3 separate regions of the Homo sapiens genome follow, and all the other regions are linked to region 1. A link is a contact called in ENCODE Hi-C or POLR2A ChIA-PET data. All regions are on one chromosome and are shown on one strand. The core of a region is the stretch at or near the end of the contact, and the rest is flanking DNA. Distances in the headings are between cores, read along the strand shown. Region 1 holds the start of STRAP (serine/threonine kinase receptor associated protein). Region 2 overlaps ATF7IP (activating transcription factor 7 interacting protein). Region 3 overlaps GUCY2C (guanylate cyclase 2C).

Evidence for each region. Hi-C counts contacts between places; a loop is a spot of excess contacts on that map. ChIA-PET counts read pairs that join two places held with the same protein, here RNA polymerase II (POLR2A). Pooled maps may share reads with other maps.
Region 2: a loop to region 1 is called in a map of heart right ventricle, with 7 times the contacts of the local background. The contact joins the enhancer-like site here to the promoter of STRAP in region 1. A Hi-C loop is called at or near these places in 2 of 168 maps with a recorded cell type or tissue (heart right ventricle and naive thymus-derived CD4-positive, alpha-beta T cell), 1 of 37 single-sample maps with no recorded cell type and 10 of 50 pooled maps.
Region 3: a loop to region 1 is called in a map of B cell, with 5 times the contacts of the local background. The contact joins the enhancer-like site here to the promoter of STRAP in region 1. A Hi-C loop is called at or near these places in 1 of 168 maps with a recorded cell type or tissue (B cell) and 3 of 50 pooled maps. POLR2A ChIA-PET finds 5 or more read pairs at or near these places in 2 of 52 experiments (OCI-LY7 and activated B cell).

The regions. Positions count from the first base shown.
Region 1 is chr12:15,879,874-15,884,777 of GRCh38, forward strand. It overlaps STRAP (serine/threonine kinase receptor associated protein), which reads left to right and starts at 2,514. Exons shown (of 10, transcript NM_007178.4): 1 at 2,514-2,946; 2 at 3,668-3,803. The coding sequence starts at 2,835. LOC102724146 (a long non-coding RNA gene) reads right to left here and starts at 2,425. Exons shown (of 6, transcript XR_007063230.1): 1 at 1,907-2,425; 2 at 1,234-1,326. RefSeq lists enhancers at 1,932-2,161, 2,472-2,591.
Region 2 is chr12:14,388,339-14,393,242 of GRCh38, forward strand. The region is part of intron 1 of ATF7IP (activating transcription factor 7 interacting protein); the gene reads left to right. Among named protein-coding and RNA genes, the nearest start is that of ATF7IP, 25 kb to the left of the region's middle. RefSeq lists a silencer at 4,257-4,551. Within about 2 kb of position 2,678, at least 2 of the 41 ENCODE cell types and tissues checked have a DNase peak (open chromatin) inside an H3K27ac peak, as active enhancers do.
Region 3 is chr12:14,612,886-14,617,789 of GRCh38, forward strand. GUCY2C (guanylate cyclase 2C) reads right to left here. Exons shown (of 27, transcript NM_004963.4): 25 at 3,748-3,842; 26 at 1,982-2,058; 27 at 1-406. The coding sequence ends at 232. It overlaps PLBD1-AS1 (PLBD1 antisense RNA 1), which reads left to right. Exons shown (of 6, transcript NR_120465.1): 3 at 1-41; 4 at 1,637-1,685. Among named protein-coding and RNA genes, the nearest start is that of PLBD1, 47 kb to the left of the region's middle. RefSeq lists enhancers at 1,004-1,053, 1,064-1,163, 1,184-1,433 and a silencer at 1,966-2,015. Within about 2 kb of position 2,071, at least 7 of the 41 ENCODE cell types and tissues checked have a DNase peak (open chromatin) inside an H3K27ac peak, as active enhancers do; they include B cell and OCI-LY7, where a contact is called at or near this core.

The DNA.
Region 1 (4,904 bases), core at 1,264-3,763:
CCCAGTAACCTAGGCATCGCACCCAGCCTGGGTAACATAGTGAGACTTCATCTCTTCTAAAAAAAGAAAAAAACAACTTCAGTAACCTTTCTAAATTCTCTCATTAATTCCAATAATTTTTATTTTTATTTTTTTCTTTTGAGACATGGTCTTACCTCATTGTCCAGGCTGCAGTGCAGTGGCAGAAATTGGGCTTATTGCAGCCATGAACTTCTGGGCTCAAGCGATCCTCCTGCCTCAGTGTCCCGTGTAGCTGGGATCACAGTAGTGTACCACCATGCCTGGCTAATTTTTTTATTTTTTTGTAGAGCCTGGGTCTCACTTTGTTGCCCAGACTGGTCTTGAACTCCTGGGCTGGAGTGATCCTCCCATCTCAGCCACCCAAAGTACTGGGAACTGGAATTACAGGCATGAGCCACCACACCTTGCCTCTTTTCTTTGTATATAACCTCTAAAACAATTTCTAATCACAGATTTACAACTTTCTTTGGAAGATTTATGCATTTTTAAGTTACCTGAACATCTAGTACGATGCTGTATTGAAGAGGCAGTAGCAATCATCTGTCTCGTACCTAATCTAATACAGAATGCTTTCTGTATTTCACCATTAGGTGTGGGGTTTCAGATATTCTATGAGGTTAAAAAAGTCCCTTCTATTTCTAGTGTCTCAGAATTCTTATAAGTGAAAGAATGCTGAATTCTATCAAAAACTTCTTACACATCTTTTGATATGATTTTCTTTAATCTTTTAATATTGTTAATTATATCAATTACATTAACCTGTCTTCTAATATTAAATTGACCTTGAAGCCTACCCAATTGGTCATAATACACAATACTCTTAGAACTCAGAATCCAAATGAGCAGGAAATAATACATTCTTTAGAGCCAAGTATGTACCATAACTTACCAATTATATTCTTATCTACACACAATGAGCAATAAATGAACATGTATCAGTATCTGACCAGTTGTGTCATTTTGAGTGGGTCTTTTATTTACCTCCATCAGTAATGCAACAATCTATTTAATCAGTAAACAGTCATGCTGAGTATTCACTAAATGCCATTCACTTTTCTGGCACTAGAGTACAAATGACAAAGCCATAACCATTGCCATTAAGGAGTTCATAAATGTGTGAGTGGTGCGTATGTGTGAGACAAAAGGGAGAGGATGGCACAAAGGAGGAGTCGAACAAGATAAAATGAAAAACATATATAGTAAGTGCTTTACCGTAAGTGAATGAACGAGAGTACTAAGGAAAAAGAATGGAGACGTATTTCAAGTTCTCACGTTGTTTGACTCGAATCTTGTAGACGGTGTTTGCTGCAAAAAGATGAAGAAAACATTCACAGACATTTATGTTGATTACATATTTATTGCTATGTGCCCAGACGTTTTGACCTTGGGGATAAAGTAGCAAAGAAAACACAAAAATCTCTGTTGTATTGGGTTTACATTCTATCAATAAAGATACAACTTGCCCAGAGAAAAGCCCTCTCCTGGTTAGGAAACAGTATCAACAATTAACAGCTCTGGTGGTTTCACAGAGCCACAGTGGGCTGCCTGCTGCAGACAATATCAGAGTTTGTTTATATTTAAATATTATTTTAATATTTCTATTTTTGTCCATGTATTATAATGCACATCTATGTAATTTGCAAATCATCACTCATATATACATCATATCAAAAGGTGTAAAAGTTTTTGATAGAATTCAGCATTCATTCGCTTATAAAATGAGTGAAGGCTCACTTTACGGATGAGAGTATTTCATCAAAAAAATTGGGGATCTACGACTCTAGAGTTCTCCGAAGTCCACCAAGGAAAAAGTAACTTGAATTTAATCGCATTTAAAACTATATAGTATCCACTCCTAAAACATTAGCAACATAGGAAAACTTACACAGCGGAAGAAATGACTGGGGATTTTTTTTTTTTTTTTAATACATGGTCTCGCTCTGTTGCCCAGGCTGGAGTGCGGTGGCGCGAGCACCGCTTACTGCGGTGTCGACCTCTCGGGCTCGAGTTATCCTCCCACCTCAGCCTTCCAAGTAGGTGGGACCACAGGCACCACCACTCCAAGCCCGTATATGGTTTTTAAATAAGACAAATTGCAAAAAACGTTGCCAGACAGCGTTCGCTGGTTTGGGCCGTCACTGGGTATGGCTCGTGTCCGTCTAGATATTCAGAGGCCGAGCACAGTCCTCAGTAGGGCTGCTCGGCAGGTACACAGCTGACGCTGGTCCTTGGACTTATGGGAGTGGGAACAACTTTCAACTCGGCCGCGGACCAGGAAGGCGTTCTGACCCGCTAGAGCTCGGGGACAGGGACCCCATCCCGGTGCCTAGAGCGTCTCCCTTAGTCGGCGTGGGCCAGCGCCAGTTACCTCACGAGCACTGAACTAGCGCCTGCGCCCTTCTATACTTCTCGCTCTTTCTTCAAGTCACTTCTACCCGGCGAGCCCGCCCTCCCGCCAATCGTCATTTCCGGCGGGTGCTCTGCGTCATTTACGTCGTCACTTCCTGCCGATGCCGGTGTGGACGCTGTGAATCGTGGCTGGCCCGGTTCTCCGCTTCTCCCCATCCCCTACTTTCCTCCCTCCCTCCCTTTCCCTCCCTCGTCGACTGTTGCTTGCTGGTCGCAGACTCCCTGACCCCTCCCTCACCCCTCCCTAACCTCGGTGCCACCGGATTGCCCTTCTTTTCCTGTTGCCCAGCCCAGCCCTAGTGTCAGGGCGGGGGCCTGGAGCAGCCCGAGGCACTGCAGCAGAAGAGAGAAAAGACAACGACGACCCTCAGCTCGCCAGTCCGGTCGCTGGCTTCGCCGCCGCCATGGCAATGAGACAGACGCCGCTCACCTGCTCTGGCCACACGCGACCCGTGGTTGATTTGGCCTTCAGTGGCATCACGCCTTATGGGTATTTCTTAATCAGCGCTTGCAAAGGTGAGCAAGGCCGCAATCCTGGTCCTCGACGGCTGGGACTGGGCTGAAAGGGATCGGGACCCGCACGCTCCAGTGCCGAAGCGGTGGTGTGGTGAGGGGGGAGGGGGCGATATTAACATCTGAGATGAGAGCCAACACTGGTCCGGTGGAGAAAGGAGTGTGTTAGGGAATCCGCAGCTGGAGCCGAGAGGACGCTTTTGTAGAAACTATTACCTCCAACTAAGACCTCTCTCCTTATTTTATTTTTATTGCTATTTTTGAAGGAGCTGGTCAGCATTTGCCTAGACTCTCGGGACAACACGGTAAATAGCTTTCAAGGATTTGGGGAAAGGAGAAATTAGGCCAGGCCGTGCAATACCTTACAAAGACGTTCGCTCTTGTCTCACTGGATATTCCTTTGTGGTATTAGCCTCATTTTTCAAATGGGAAACTGAGATTCAGGCTAAGATGTCTGTCCAAAATAAGACTAAAATCTAGATTGTTTTGACGCAGATCAGTATTCCCAGCCAATTACAGATGCTTTTCAGAGAGAATGATCTGTTCAGCTCTTCAGTTAATTTATTACTGCACATTCCTTAGTGCCTTCAGTGGGTGGTGGTAGTTAAATAGCTGAAACAATTTTTCCACTTTGTCATTGAACATCATTGTATATTTACATTTGAATCTTAGACTTTAAGTAATCTGAACTTATAAATTACATGTTTTAAAAAATATTTTCTAGATGGTAAACCTATGCTACGCCAGGGAGATACAGGAGACTGGATTGGAACATTTTTGGGTCATAAAGGTGCTGTTTGGGGTGCAACACTGAATAAGGATGCCACCAAAGCAGCTACAGCAGCTGCAGATTTCACAGCGTAAGTGTAGCCAAGATGGCTAACTTTGGTGTTCTCTGTAGCTTGTGTCCTGAAATAATCAAAAACTTCAGTGTCAGATATTCATAAAATTCTGACTCACTGGCTGCCATACAGAACGCATGTTTGATCCCACCAAAATTCCATCGTGGTCCATCGTGGTCCTGTGTGCTTCTTTGTCTTCAGTGGTTCTCAAAATTTTCAGAGGCCTAAATGACTTATTCCGTATATTTTGATTGAGACTCAGGAATCTGCATTAACAAACGCACCAGATAATGAATGTTGATCTCCTTTACGAATGCTGCTCTGTGTGTACTCCTTAGTGATATCCTACATTGATGGCCCTAGGTTTTTATTTCAATCCCGGTTTTTGTTAACTGGCTTTAGGCATCATTAAAACTCATTGTGTCAAAAACAAACAAACAAAAAAACAACAAAAAAACAAAACTCAGCTGCTCGTCATTTCCTAAGTTTTTAAAGGTTGAAATCTAAAGCATTCTTGATTTTCCCTTATATCTAGATTATCATCATCTTTTTTGATTCTGCCAGCGGGATGTCTCCTGACTCCAATGTTCCTTCATGTAGTAACTGTGGCTGCCTTAGTTCAGGATCATTTTTAACTTTCAGTAGTTTCTTTTCCTCCTATTCATTTTCCATATTGTTGCCAGTTGTCTTCCTAAAAACATACTTGATCATGTCACTTCTCTACTAATGATCTTCCTGTCTTCCCTTTGCCATTTTAGTAGTTCATGACCTTTGATGTACATTAGAATATCTGGAGAGCTTTTCAAATATTCAAATGGTATGAGTCCCAGAAATTCGGATTTTTAAAACTTTTTTTTTTTTTTACTTTTTTACTATATATTTATATTTTATACTTTTTACTACATTTAAAAATATTTTTTAATACTTTTTACTATACAGACAGTATCTAGCTATGTTGTCCAGGCTGTCTTAAACTCTTGGCCTCCATGCCTCAGCCTCTCAAAGAGCTGGGGTTACGGGGGTGAACTACTGTGCCTGGTACAGAAATTCTGGTTTGATTGGTCTGGGGATGGAGTACTGGTCATACTGATTATTGGTGTTTTTTTATTTTTCTTTCTT
Region 2 (4,904 bases), core at 1,428-3,927, 1.5 Mb before region 1:
TGTGCCCTGCTAATTTTTTTTTTTTCAAGACGGAGTCTCACTCTGTCGCTGAGGCTGGAGTGTAGTGGTGAAATCTCAGCTCACTGCAACCTCCGCCTCCCAGGTTCAAGTGATTCTCCTGCCTCAGCCTCCCGAGTAGCTGACATTACAGGCGCCCATCACCACGCCCGGCTAATTTTTGTAGTTTTAGTAGAGATGGGGTTTCATTATGTTGGCTAGGCTGGTCTTGAACTCCTGACCTAAAGTGATCCGCCTGCCTAGGCCTCCCAAAGTGTTGGGATTATAGGCATGAGCCACTGCGCCCAGCCTTCTTTCTTTCTTTACTGGAGACAGAGTCTCACTCTGTTTCTCAGGCTGGAGTGCAGTGGCAATCTGAGCTCACTACAACCTCCACTTCCTGGGTTCAAACAATTCTTGTGCCTCAGCCTCCTGAGTAGCTGGTATTACAGGCATGTGCCACCAAGCTAATTTTTGTGTTTTTAGTAGAGACGGGGTTTTATCATGTTGGCCAAGCTGGTCTCGAACTCCTGGCCTCAAGTGATCTGACCACCTCAGCTTCCTGACATGCTGGGATTACAGGCATGAGGCATCGTGCCCTGTGTTCATTCCATTTTTTGATTTTCGTTTCTTCGTCTATAAAATGGGGGAAATTTCCTATCTATTTGGTAAGCATATGCTCAGAATCAATTTACATAATGTTTCAGAATAGTATCTTGAAATACTCTGCAAAAATCTTGCATACTAATTTTCTCAGTAATATCCAAATGCATTTCAGTTTATTTGCCTCTCGAGTGTCATATACCTTTTCAAGTGTGATTGGATCAGTGTGTATTTAAAAACTATGGGAAATTTCTTATATAACTCATGCTCAGAAGCAAGAAGTGCTAAGTAACATCATATCCACTTAGTAATGTTATATATTCGTTTTTGTAGTACTGGGTCCTACTCTGTTAGCATAAATTAGCCATCCTTTGTTGTGTATGGATATGGCAGATGTATTTATTAAGTAAAGCCAATATAGAATGTTGACATTACAGAATTTAGAGGAGTAGGAGAAGTGTTTTGGGTATAGTCTGGCTGAGTTCTTCAAATACACTGTGAGAAAATAACTTATCTAAAAACATGACTTGAATTCACGGCCTAGAGTTTCCTGTGTTTCAGTACAAATAAGAATCATAAAAACAGTAAATTCTCTTTGAAAAAAATTCATTTTCAGAGCTATAAACTGGCAGCCAGCAAACTTACTTTTATTCTTTAGTCACCAGCCCATTTCTCTAATTGTTTGTTTTTTGTTTTTTTTGTTTTTGAGACGGAGTTTCGCTCTTGTTGCCTAGGCTGGAGTGCAATGGCGCGATCTCGGCTCACCGCAACCTCTGCCTCCCAGGTTCAAGCAATTCTCCTGCCTCAGCCTCCCGAGTAGCTGGGTTTACAGGCATGCACCACCACGCCCGGCTAATTTTGTATTTTTAGTAGAGACTGGGTTTCTCCATGTTGAGGCTGGTCTTGAACTCCTGACCTTAGGTGATCCGCCCGCCTCGGCCTCCCAAAGTGCTGGGATTACAGGCGTGAGCCACCGCCCCCAGCCCCATTTCTCTAATTGTTAACATTTAAAGTTGTCAGATTTTACCTAAAAATCTAGATGTCTTGCCTCTTGAAAAGCAAACAACATTTTTGCTTGAGGATAGCAATCTACAATTGAGTATAGATGCTGTCTCCTTCAGATAGGGCCTTCTCTTGCCCACCTCTGGTCCTCTTCACTGAATCACGTTACCTGCGTGGCCTTGGAAGACAGTTCCTTTTAAAGACCTATCCTACGTATTTGATAGTTTATTGGCAGCCTTAAATATCTAAAATATAACTTCTAACCCAAAAGAAAGTAAACATAAGTAAAATTTAGCCTACTTTACTTGGTAGGAGAGACTTAGAATATATAAAGTCAGTTTACTCTTTAGAAGATATGGCACCTTTTGTAACCTTTCACTTTGTCCTAATTTTATATAGAGTGCCATGGGAGCCAAATGAAGGAGATCCAATGGCATAACAACAAGTAACGATTGAAAGTGAAGAGATTAAAGAAATACTAATTAGAAACATCTAAGTACCTTGAGATCTTTTATGTGATAATCAGTTCTGTTTTCTTTAAATGTTACCGCTGTGTTAAAGGACATCACTATCAACTTGATGTTCTTAATGGTGATACTGAATAAGAAAAAGTTAAAGTGTATTCAAGCTATGCAGTTTACTGAACAGATAAATGAAATAACATTTTATAAAAGATTTTTGCTCAAATTAGTTGAGCTAAGAAGTTTATCACTGAAAATAATGAGTAAATTTCCTAATAGAATGTTTTCTTAACCGTACACTAGATTAGATAATGGCCGTTAGGCCATTACAAACTTTATTTTTGTTGAAAACTTACATCTATTTACATTTATTAATTTAACATTTACAGTGTCTATGTGAAGACTACCTTGATGATGCATGAAACATGATAATTTATAATCTTGATCTGACTTAAATTTGAATTCCACATTTCCCAGAGTGAAAGCCAGCTTGTTAACATTCAAATAATACCACGACATTGGTAACTCTAAGGAAGTGCTAAAAGAATGTTATGCCTTTTTGGAAAATGGTTTTCTAGTTAGAGTTCAACTTTAGAGAAAATTGAAAAAGTGATTAACTTGCACAGGAAACAGTGACTCCCCTGCTTTACTGCTCTTCACACTTTGAAAAGAGAAAGTGATTTGAGAGAAAGCCTAATGTCTATTCAAATAAGTGATTGTTTTTTAATTGCTCAGGTTAGAACTCTCACAAAGAGTTCTCTGTTGGTGATATGTAACAGTCTGTTATTAGTCATTAATATGTGAATATGGAAATTGTGAAAACAGCACAAATTGATTTAGCAAATCTTCATCAGTTTAGTGAAAGAGGGACCTTAACACTGGAGAGAGGTCTGAGGAGTTGCTTCTGCATCTGCCTGAGGGAATCTTGTCTTTCCTTCTGAAGTAAGGCAGATACAGCTAGCCAACTGCCAGTAGAACTATCTGACTCGTGTATCCCTTTGTTGGATATAGAAATACCTGTACCATGGCATACATAGTGGAAAACATTAGTATAGAAGTTAGGAAAAGATTACTTCTGCTCTCGTACTGTTATTAAGTAATTGTGTAGTTTTGGATAAATATTTAACCTCTTTGTGTTATCCCTGATCATTAAATGAGATGGGTCGTTGGAAGAACACCAACTTTGAGTCAAACAGAGTCAGGGTGAATCCATGTTCTTCCTCTCATTAGTTATAGGTTATATGAAAAATGGATATATAGTGCTCAAAGTACAGTACCTATTTATGATTATGTGTTCAGTAAGTCTTAGGTATTTTGTTTGTTTGTTTGTTTGTTTTGAGACAGAGTTTTGCTCTTGTTGCCCAAGCTGGAGTGCAATGGTGCTATCTCAGCTCACTTCAACCTCCGCCTCCCAGGTTCAAGCGGTCTTCCTGCCTCAGCCTCCTGAGTAGCTGGGATTATAGGCGTGCGCCACCATGCCTGGCTAATTTTGTATTTTTAGTAGACACGGGGTTTCACCATGTTGGCCAGGTTGGTCTCGAACTCCTGACCTCAAGTGATCTGCCTGCCTCGGCCTCCAAAAGTGCTGGGATTACAGGTGTGAGCCACCATGCCTGGCCAAGTCTTAGGTATTTTTATGGAATGAGGCAAGTTACTTATTTTCAGAACCTCAGTTTTTCTTGTTTTTAAAATGGGAATAATGTTTATCATAAAGAACTAATATTGGGGTTTAAATGAGGATAACAAATATAAAGTCAAGTGAAGTGTAGCACAAATTAAATATTGGTTGCATTTGTTTCACAAGACTCCCTTTAGCACAGATCTTTTTTTTTTCTTTTTTTTCTTTTAAAAATCATCATTTCAGGAAGAATGGAGTTGGGAGAAATCTGGTCTACTGGGTAGTTTAGAAAAGGATCTTTAGGGAGAGGGCGTATTTAGGGGCCTGGCTGATTTACAGTAAAAATGTCACAGAGCAGGGTCTTTAGAATCTCCAAGTGAAGACTTTGAAGAGTCTAAAGGGGACAAAATAAGAATTCTTACTTGTGCAAAGGCAGCATGGTAGAGTGAAAACTAAAACAGACTGTGAATTGATCAGTTACTCAACAAATGTAACAGTTATTTATTATGCACCTATTATTTGCCAGGTACTGTTTGATGCTTGGCATATAAGATCCTTGCTCTCTCTCAGGGAGTTTACACTTGTGGAGGGAGTGGGAAGACACAGACAATAAATATGAGAGAAGGTTGCAAATACTTAAGGATTGTGAATGCTGTGGGGTAGGGTAGAATAGGTATCTAAGAGCTAGATGAGCACTACACAAAATGTGGCCTGTGATCAGTCTGAGAACTGTTCGCTTCTGGTCCTCTGTGAGATAAGAACTGAAATTGAGAGTTTATAGAAATTTTTACATCAATCTGATAATGTAATTTTATGTCAGTTGAGTCAAAACAATTAAAACTCATATTTTATATGCCTTATTTTTAATTTCATTTTTCAGGTAATTCATTGCCACCATATTTTACAATAGCATTGATCTACAGTGGGTTGAAAATAAAACACCAGTCTTTACTGTATTCATTTTAGCAGTGAGCTAGATCAACAGTTGCCATTGTTAGTACTATTAGTAAGCATGTTGTGGAGATTTTCAGCTTCTTTTGATGAATAATTCACTGTCAAGTAATTAGCTTATTTGGCTTAGAAATACTTACATCCATGTTATTTACACTATATTTTATGTTGGACTAAGTTATTTTAGGTCTTTTGATTTTCAAGTACTTTTATTCATGGTTGGATGCATGATACAGGTAGGAAGAGAACAAAATTAAAACTGTAAGGTATAT
Region 3 (4,904 bases), core at 821-3,320, 1.3 Mb before region 1:
CTCCCTGGAACAACTGCTGGAATAAGGTTCCAGAGTGGAAGGTAGTTATTTCACTGAGAACACACATCTGATTCATGCAAGAAAGTCCATGTTCCAGACAGGGCAGCCAAGCCTAAGTACATTTCTGCTTCATTGAGGTCTCAGGAAAATGTAAGCTTTCAGGACACTTGAGGTCGCTGCCTCAGTGCAGCTGTATTTTAATTTGTGTGAGTCCTTATACCTCATTTAGGTTTAAAAATAGGTGCTCTCCTTGTCTGTGGTATTCAGCTGCAAGTATTCCAGAGTGCCTTTTTTATAGCTGGCTACCCGTCTGGGTTTTTGGCTTCTTATCCCTGCTGCCTGTCTTTTCTGTAAAGAGTTGGCAATCATGTCTGAAAATTCTGCTTGCAAACGCTGTTGATTCTCCCTGGAAACAGAGTGGGAAGAGAAAATAGAACTTCTCAGCAATTCATACAGAATATTCCTTAGCTCCAGAATAATCAGTTCAGTTAGTCAGTTACTCTTTGAATGCCTATTCTGTGCTAGACACAGGAAATCCAAAGAATACAAAATGATCCCTGCCTTTGATGAGCTTAAAAAACTGTTATCTCTGCTAGGAAATTAGGCTTCAATTTCAAAGTGAAACAATATGCTGCTGGAATTTGGAGGCATGGTTGGGAGGATCTAGGTTTACATATGCCACTGCAGGAAGGGGAAAAGAAGCTGGGAGGATGCTAGGCCCCTGCCACACAACCCTGAAAACTCATTGGTCCCACACATACTTAACAGTGTGAGTCTTGTTTGGGGAAGGCTTAGAATGGTGGAGGGGACCACGAGTTTAGAATGGACCTGGAACACTCCAAGTAAGGAGCCAGGTTTCTCATGCCCCAGGGAAGATTTGGGTTGTTTTGGCTTTTCTAGAAGGTTGCCATCTCTCTGGGTCTGACATCTAGGCCTCTGCAAGACAGAGTTTCTCAACCATAGCAAAAGCCAAGGAAATGGCCATATGGCTGCAGTAACATGTATTGACAGGCAACTGGGTGACAGCTTGAGTCACCTTTAGGAGAAGTGAAACCTGTCAGTTAACCCTGAAACTTTGTCTTCCTCATCTCAGGGAGAACACAGACTTCATGTTAAGACCCAGAACCGCAGTCTTGGGGTTGGGGCAGGTCCTGTTTTCATCAGGCAACTCAACAGAAAGATGAAGACAGGAGTGGAATGCAGAGAGCCTCTTTGCCCCCAGTATGCTCCACTCTTGTCAGAACAAGACATGCATGAAGTGAACTCTAAAGTGTCTTCTGTTCTCCCGAGCAAGCCTGGAACACAACGCTAGCTTTGCCATGCTTTATTGCAGGGCAATATAGTCAGTTTTTCAGCAAGAACAAGATGATGACTGGTACAGTCTAAGAAAGTGGACAGAATAGGTAGAAGCTCATACCCAGACTCAGGAAACTTTTAACTCATTCTTGTCTAATATATAGTATATTTTCTGCATAAACTATAAGTTAAGTATACTTTAATGCAGATAAGGCATTTAAAACATAATTTTGACAGTTAAAAATATCATGAATACAGAGCCAGTAAATAAAATGAAATAAATGAAATAACAAAATCTCCTCAAGTTCTAAATAGTCTGTTCATTCTTCCTCTTTTCCAGGTGGAAGCTCCCTCTTGGGATAAAGGATCCACAGTGGAAAAAAAAAAAGGTAGTTTTATACTGAGCCCCCACATCTGATTCAGGGAAGCAAGTCTGTGTTCCAGACAGGGAAGCCAAGGCTAAATACTTTTCTGTTTCATTGAGGTCTCAGGAAAATGCAGGGTTTCAGGATAATCCCCTTCTTGCAGTCTAGGAAGGGAGGTTTCTAAACCTTCTCATGTATAGTCCCTTACTTCTTATGCAATATATGCCACTTGTAAGGCATTTGCCAATTTAAATTGGCTGTAACTAACAAAGCCAAGATCTCTAATTTCCTCCCTGTCCCTGCCACACCCAGAAGCTTACACAGTAGGAGGGGTTGGCAGGTTGAATTTCTGGTCCTTCATCCCAGTCAGCCAGTAGGTAGTCTCATTTCCTCTTCCCTGGTAAGACAAAAGAGTTACGTACCACGGAGTCCAAGGAGTCAGTTCAGTTGTAGACCACTGTTTCCATAATGATCTGTTTCTGTGACATGTTTCACTTCCGCATTTCTCATCAGTGCCAATATTTAAGCACATCACACATTCCTGTTATGATTTGCATTATCTCTAGACAGATTTTTATTTCCAAGTGCCTTTTTAAAAATAAGTTTCTCATTCAGCAGACATCCTTTTCTCAAAGTAGAGTTTTCTTTTTTTTCCCCAAAAGACATTTTAAAATATCACTCTAGCAACATCACAAGAACTCTAACTTAAAAAGGAAGAAAATTCATCTACAATTCTGCTACGTCAACAAATCCAACTGGTTGTCATTGTCCATATTTCCTTCTAGCCCTTTTTGCAATAAAGTTTTGCTACAAAACTTTTGCTACAGTTTCCCTATCTTATTACAAACACATGTACATCACAATTAAGAACTCATTAAGTGGCATTTCTGGGGCCCATCTGGAGGCTACGGAATGTATGGAAATTTACTGGAATACTGGAAACCCTGTTTTTGCTAAAGCTGGTATTTGAAAAAGAGATACAAAATACATATGGCCCAAACACAGCCAGTGAACCACTATTTTTAAAAAATGAGTTTAATAATATATATCTATAATATATATCAATAATTTAAAAATGAGTGATTGATATATATATATATATAATTGATATATATTGTTAAACTCATTTAAAAAAGTAGTGGTTCACTGGCTGTGTTTGGACCATAGCAATCCATAAACTGGTTCTATTTTGGGGTAAGTGTTCTTTGTAAAAAATGTACTTATGGAGGACTCAAAAAGCAAGTGTGATGTTAGGACACTTTTACGTAAAAGGAGACTTTTCCAAGGTGCAATCCAAATGTAAAGGCCAGAAGCATTATGGCTACCGGAGACAGGTAACTTACAGTTAATAGCTGGCTTTGCCAGTTGTGAAAAGATTCCAATAACTTTGGAAAAGCAGCCTGAGAAGCATTTGGAGACAACTGATGGCTATGGAGGGCAGCTGTTTTAAATGTGAGGAACTGCATGAAGAATCTGGAATAGCGATTCTCAAATATTAGTGTGGTCACAAACACATTATCTTGTTAAAAATATAGATTTCTGATCTACGCCCACAGAGAATCTTGCATAGTAGGCCTGGTAGAGTGTCCACACATCTGCATTTTAACAAGCTTCCAGATGAGGAAGAGGAGGAGAATGGGGCCACACCTTGTCATTCACTCCTTGTGATTCTAGAGCTTCCGAATAGTAAAGCAACTGGCAAGAGAGGTGACCTCAGATCATAGCAGCAGTGTGTAGTAAGAGTAGGGAAGTAAGTGGGGGGACAAGGGTTTTGATTCAAATTAAATAAGTCCTGGACCAGACTGTATGTAGCTCTTGTGTTTGGAGGAGGAACTGGATACAAAACCTGGATATGGCAGAGGAAATGCTGGCAGAGTTCAAAATCTCAAAAGGGCTCTTTGGAGTAAAGGCAAGTTTTGAGTTCACATTTTTTGGTGGTCATTTCTCTTGCAGAGGATGGAGGGTGCTCATCGTGATGAGTACAGAAGAGGATTAGCATGCTCAACTTTCCTGGCCAAGTCTCAAAGGAGGTGGCCCAAGCGTGTCTGAGAGCTTTTCCTATGCATTGTCTCTGTGGACTCCTTACCTTTAAGTATGTTTCTCCTCTCACTTCATAAAGGAACTGGCACTCAGTTCTCTTCAGGATGGCTATGGTGGAGCCACTCACGTGAATTCTCAAAGCTGGAAATGCAAATTGACAAATAAAAATCCCAGCTAGTACACAGCCTATTTGTTTCCCGTTGATTCAGGATATCAACAACACCTGAGACAAGAATCCTAAATCAAGAAGAAACAATTGTGGCTATTTTAATGAAAGAACACTTAAAAATAACATCAGAGAGATAAGAAATGGTATAGTTTGGATATTTGTCCCCACCCAAATCTCATGTTGAATTTTAATCCCCAGTGCTGGAGTCCTGGCCCCCGACCAGGTGTCTGGGTCACAGGGGTGGATCCCTCATGGCTTGGTGCTGTCTTTGCGATACTGAGTTGTCACAAGATCTGGTCATTTAAAAAGGTGTGGCACCTGCCCCTGCCACTCTCTTTCTTACTCCTGCTTTTGCTGTATGAAGTGCCTGCTCCTGCTTTGTCTTCTGCCATGAGTGAAAGCTTCCTGAGGCCTCCCCAGAAGCAGATGCAGGTGCTATTCTTCCCTTACAGCCTGCAGAACCATGAGCCAATTAAACCTCTTTTCTTATAAATAACCCAGTCTCAGGTTTTTCTTTATAGCAATGCAAGAATGCCCTCACACAAGAAATATAATCTCACGTGGGAAGAAAGAAGGCCTGGCATCAGTTTTCAGGGCCCTGCGTGATGTGATGGGGATCCCTAGGTTTTTCTCCATAGATTCTCATTCCAGCTCAGAGTAGTAGCCTGCGGGACCTAGTTTTAGATTTGGCTTGTAGTGCCAAGCTTGGGTGTTGGAGTTTGGTTTTGGGTCCCTGTGGAAAAGTTCCAATAAATAGCTAAAGCCTTGTGGGCAAGGTGAAGATTCGGGAGAGTTGAGGGGTCTTGATTTTCTCAAATTTCCTTCTTCTGGAACATTGTTATCCTTTGACAAAAGAAGTGGTGAGGGCACGCCCATTCACAAGTCCATTGATGTGTATCACCTTTCCCAATATAGGGGCCTAATAGCAATACCACAAACAATTACACAGTAAGAATAATGACAATCCCAAATTGTATACCTACCATGTACCATGATTGCTAAACGCTTAACATGACATCATCCCAAATTATTTC